Regions from separate parts of the Mus musculus genome. Here region 1 is linked to region 2. A link is a loop called in an ENCODE intact Hi-C map of the cell type or tissue named here. Cell type or tissue: left cerebral cortex. All regions are shown on one strand. Each heading gives the region's core, and the rest is flanking DNA. Links, peaks and the distances in the headings are about the cores only.

Region 1 (2,925 bases), core at 192-2,691, 88 kb after region 2:
TATAGTTATGAAATAGAAATGAAAATGATTCAATGGTTGGAGGTCACCACACCATGAAGAACTATTTTAAAGGGTCACAGTGACAGGAAGGTTGAGAACCACTGCTCTAGTGTCTTTCCAATCCTGACTTTGGATATCACATGGATTTAGCAGTCATCTGTCCTTGTTGTCCTTTTCATTTAGGGCAGTGTCTCAGTGTCTTCTTGGTTTTCACAGCTGTGAAAGTCTTAATAGTAGTTCTGCTCACAGGGTATGTTGTACTCCATTTGAATTGCTATAACAAGAGAGATAAATTTCTTATCTTATGACTGGGAAGTCCAATTATAAGACACCAGTAGAGTGGGCGCCATTTAGAGCCTACCTTCTGCTTCATAGTTAGCATCTTCTTGTCCATATGAGTGTGGTAGAAGAAGCCAGTATACTCTCTCAGGCCTTGAAAAGACTGTGCCTAAAGATGGGCATGCACAGAGATAGGTTTCAATAGTGGGAGTTTTGTAAGAGCATACCAAACAAAGCCAAAACAGACTGGGAAGGCAGCTCAGTGTCTAGCTTGTTTAGCAGGCCTGAGAGCCTAGGTCCAATCTCTACTATTATAAAAAAATTTAAACAAATATAACAGGTATTTTATGAAATAAATTGAGTTGGTTTCAATTTTTCTTGTGGATTTAGGAGGAAACGTCAATGGTTGCATGCTGTTCAGTGCATGAAGTCAGGGGCATTCCATTGATGTTCGTCTCAGTAACTGGCTGCTTGATATATAGAAACAGATGATTAGTTTTACCCTTTTGTGTGCTACCTGTGGAAAGGATCAGGTATATTTAGGGTACACACAGGAAGGTGGGTTATAGTTTAGCCCCCCAAGTAGAGAACCAGCTACTTAGATTATTTAGAATTATATAGCAAATGCTTATCCTTTCTCTATTCAATGGCTTATTTACATCACTTGGACTGCTATGCATTATTTTATACTACAGAGTGTTATTCTTCACTCTTTATTTGGATATTCACATTCTCCCAGGTTTGTCCAATGGGAAGTATTCTAGGTTTGTCTTGTTCTCTGTGTTTCCTTCCTTTTGCCAATGCCACCACAGGTGCATCCAGGATCATCTTGTCTCATTAATAAACCAGCCCTATGTTTAAGCTACTTTCTTGGAGAGAACAGTTTTTGAATAGTGTTTAAAAGCTGAGGTGTGGGTATTGGGTGTGTGTGCTTTTCTAATAACATGCTTAAATGCTACGACAAAATGCAAGGATAAACAAAGGAGATAGCCATTAAAATAAACAGAAGCAAGAAAGTAGCCACCCAGTTTGAAAGCGAATCAACTGACTTAGAGAAGCAACGCAAAAGCAGCAGTTATGGGGATAGAGAAGCAAGCCAACTTGTGCCCACAGACCCTCCAAAAGTCTTAGAAGACAGCCCAGAGTGGCTGGGCAAGTAGGCGTGCAGGTAGGCTGAAGAGAGAAAAGTGGAGAAAAAAACCTCTGTAATGAGAAGTCTAGCTCCCCTCCCACACTCGGTACACCCAGGAGATTATTCCTCCCCCACCAGCACAAGACTGGGGAGTTTATGCTCCAGAGAAGTTCAGCACAAAACCTTGGGAAGAAAGTTAAGCGAAACACTCTGAAATGGTGAGGCTGTGAACTCATGCTCATTTGTCCCAGGGAGGACTGTCAAGTAATCTAAGCATTCCTCCATGGATTCATTGTCCACATAAAGATAAAAAAGCACCAAGAGCACTGAAAGTTGATGTCCCAATGCAGTTGGCCAAGTCTACCTTGCAGGGAAGCCCCAGCTTGGTAACACCAATATGTGTCTATAAACTTGCAGCAACAGCATCCACCCACTTTTTCTTTGAATAGTATATCAAACATAAAAGGTACATTTGACATTTATGCAAATGTATATGTATATATGTATGTATGTATGTATATATATATGTATTAAAATTATTCTATATCTTCCACTGAGGTTAATGAATAGAATTGACCAGTACTATAGGAAGAAGCCACTGATTCATATTCCTTTTTCTTTGTTCTAGAGACAAGCTCAATCTTATTTTTAAGATCCTTCTTACCATGCCATACCCTTCATACCTTACACACTGTATATTAATTCCCCCCAAAATAGGTTTTGTCTTGCTTTAAAATGAATATAAACTCGTGTGCTGAATATATTATTTATATAACTAGCTTCTTTCTCTAGGCATTGTGTTTGAGAGATTCACTCAAGCTGATGGTATACCCAGGAAATTATTGTCCTCCTAGGATATAATTTTCCATTTCTGTATACATTTCTCTATGTTTATATTCTTAGGCATGTATTGTCTTCCAGCCTGGAATTACTATGACTAGTACTTATATGAACATTCTAGAATATGTGAACCAGTGCACGTGAGCATGAATTTATCTTGTACATGCAACTAGGAGTATGATTACTATCTGGTGTGTAGATTTCGTATGATTATACCTTTCAAATTTCGACGATTTATTTTGGGAGTTGAGATATCAATTCCAAAATGCTGATAAAAATTTAGAGTATTAAGAAAATCTGTGAAAGAACTGAGTTTAAGGACTTATACTACCTGATATTAAGACGTATTCTAAAGCTATGGAAATCAAGCAATTTAGGTGAAAATAGACAAATGGATCAGTTGAACTGAATGGATTGAAACACACAAACATGTGCCATCAGTTTCCTGCAACTGTACAAGGCAGGTCTAGAAGGGACGGTAGTATCTTTCTTTCCTGTCTGCTGTTGGAACAATTGTTGAGCAATATGAGATGAATAAGCCTTGTGTCTTTCTTGTGCCAAGTGCATGATTTATCATAAAATAGAAAATATGATTAAACTCTAAAACTCTTAGTGACAGTTTTAAATGGATTTGCAGGTTTTGTTTTCTCACTTTTTAAAACTCCATTTACTCA
Region 2 (2,925 bases), core at 129-2,628:
AGAAGTGCTGCACGTGTTATGATTATTGATTTGATATAAAATTAAGGTAAATGTTTAAACTGGACATAAAAATTTAAGATAGACCCTCAGTTTTTTATAGATCCAAAGACAACTATTTTAATTCTTAGCAATGAAACTAATGTGGGGCAATTGTAAAAATTACAGAAAATTAAAATTTAGGGTTTTAGGCTACTATGTATTTCAAATGCTGTTATTTTAATTTTAGAAGGAGTATAGTTGCTGGGTATGTAAGTGGTTTCTCTGGCCAAGCCAAACACACATTCTTCTGTTTTGTTTTATTCTCAAGCTTTAAAGCTTTAAGTAATATTACTTAGCTTCAATTGTGTTTTAGGCATAGTGTTAGGGATAAATGTAAAAACATAAAACTGATGGTCCTTGTTCTTAAAGAACTTAACAGTGTAGGAAGGCTTGTGAACATTAAAATGGTCCCTTTTAGTCCATGCTGTGAGGTATCACACTGAAGATAAATGCAGGTGTCAGCCAGGGTAACTCAGTAAAGTGTAAGGGAACAAACTGTTGTTTGCCAAGCAGAAAAACAAGGAGAGGACATTCCAGGCAAAGGGAAGAAAGGGCATGAAAGACACCTCCACTAGTTAATTCTTCAGCCCATCTGATCACGAGGCACATTATCCTCATCAACTGGTTAGCCCATGTCAAATTTCAAAAAGTTATTTCTGTGAACGGTGAATTTGGTTGATTAGATTTAATGGTAATAAGAAGCTCCTGTTAATTTCATGGCTTGCGAAGAGAGTATGCAGAGAGAAACTAGGGTGACGAATCCTAGGGTACACTAATCTGAGCCCAGAGGACATTCCAGGACAGGCAGTCGTGGGAGTTTGTTCTATAGCTAGTCCGACAGTTCTATTTTCATAGTTCCTGAGAGCTGGGTTTTTGGGGGCATCCTGGGTTTTTTAATCTCTCCTCCACTCCCCATACACAGTCTTTCTATCCACAAACACACAAAACACAGATGTAGACCCTTTTCCTTTCCCCACCACTAACACCAGCCAAACACACAGACCATGTAACTTTTGGGGACTGGGTAGAAAAAAAAGAAACTAGTCAACAGAAACTAACTCCACTTCTGAGGAGGAGAAAGAAGTCAAACATCTTCCTCTAAGATCTACCAGCTGGACAGCTTAGATTCCTTTTTCCTAAGTCCCTGATTCAACAAATGTATCCATCCTAGCCTAAGAACCTTGTTCTCAAAAGCACAGTGTACCATGCAGGAGATGTTGAGAAGGATGAGAGGGTGTGAGTTGGGAGCTTCACATTAGAAAACAATAACTCGGAAACTACAGAGACAAATGGGGTTGCAGAAGGTCTCTTGGGCCAAATGAAAGAGTTTGAACTTTATCCTTGAAAGCTATAGGGGAATATGAGAGAATACTAAGCACGGAAATGGAATAAGTCAAAAGATTTCTCTCTGTGTATTGTGGAGCACAGATTGGGGGCACACTACAGGAAAAAATAGAACTGAGCAGCATACCCTAGGAAGGGAAAGACAATGAGTTCGTGTGGGAAGGTGGGAAGGAAAGGGGGCAAGGCGTTAAGGATAGTGAGGAAGAAGAACTTTACCATAAAGCAGGACCACAGGGTCTGTGTGAGGATGACTCACAGAGAAAGCGCATCTCAGAGCTGTTTAGAGTAAGAAGAGAGCTGGAAGCTTCAGTGCCAGGATGCTAACCACACAAACATGAGGACTCACACACACACACACACACACACACACACACACACACACACACACAGAGAGAGAGAGAGAGAGAGAGAGAGAGAGAGAGAGAGAGAGAGAGAGAGAGAGAGAGAGAGACAAACACACATCAGGAACTTGAAATGTCATCAGATGTGTTTAGATGAGAAATTCCAGAGGTAAGATATCCAAAGCACAATTTTGATGACAGGAGAAGGAGGTAACTTAGTGAGAGATAGGGAAAGATGGAGGTGTGGAGGGCATTGAGCCCTAAAGACTTCAGTCTCAGCGAAGGACTACATCTGGTGGAGAGCCTGCATAGGGTCTTCCAAAGCATAAGAGTCAGAGGCAGGCCACTGGCTAGATCTGGTGGAAGCAAGAGTATAGTTGCTTCTTATCTTGAACATGCCTCTACAAAATCGAAGGCATGATTCCCAATAGTGCATCTACTTGCTCCAGTGCTCCCCCATTTCATGTTGGTGCTTTGTTTTAGTGTATATAAAGACAACAGCTTTTTAGATAAATCTAGGTTAATAGGGAGTAAAAGTCATAATTGTGTGAAATCGTAGGAAAATTTCATGAAGGTCCATTGTGAGAGTTTTGTGTTAGTTACCAGAATCTATAAAGAATGTGGATACACCCAACATTCAGAAACAGAAAGCCAACAGGTCTGAAGAGACCAATTATAACCCTAAGAGAAGAGAGGGGCTGCTGTGTCTAAGGAGGACAAACTGGCAGGGATGCATTCAATAACATTCAGATGAGAAAGCCATGTACCCACTCAGTGGAAGCTATGCTTGAAATTTTGAGATTTGATCTTTTCTTGACCTTAGCAATATTCCACCCAGTCCTGTCTCTCTGATGATGAGCAGTGAACTTCAGCATCTTGTCAGCCTTGTGATCACCCTGCAAACACCTGCAATTCTTCTTCGGCATTCTCCCTGTGGCACTGGGAAGTTTAGTAATTGCATTTATACAAAATGCAGGCATGGCTTACCAGGCAGGATAGGGAGGGAGCCAGTAATAAATTCAGGAATAACTGTAGCTGTAAAGCATCTACAGTGGAGAAGGGTATGTATTAATTATTTGGGATTAAACTTAGTTCACATTTATTAGCCAGGACTCACCTGATACCTTTTGAAGCTGCCCAAGGGATTCACTTGTCCTTAGTGGATTGTCATTTGCAAACTTACCTTTTGTTTTCTTAACTT

Evidence for each region. Hi-C counts contacts between places; a loop is a spot of excess contacts. Peaks named below come from ENCODE experiments on the same cell type or tissue, not always from the same donor. Only the 100,000 strongest peaks of a DNase experiment are listed, where the experiment ranks them.
Region 1: a loop joins it to region 2, with 2.7 times the contacts of the local background. A loop is called at or near these places in 2 of 42 quality-filtered maps.

What each region holds. Positions count from the first base shown.
Region 1 is chr5:89,250,573-89,253,497 of GRCm38, reverse strand. No RefSeq gene overlaps it. Among named protein-coding and RNA genes, the nearest start is that of Gm35855, 26 kb to the right of the region's middle. In left cerebral cortex, for the core only: no CTCF peak of the experiment used is centred there; a DNase peak (open chromatin) is centred at 1,476.
Region 2 is chr5:89,338,652-89,341,576 of GRCm38, reverse strand. No RefSeq gene overlaps it. Among named protein-coding and RNA genes, the nearest start is that of Gm35855, 110 kb to the right of the region's middle. In left cerebral cortex, for the core only: no CTCF peak of the experiment used is centred there; DNase peaks (open chromatin) are centred at 852 and 1,568.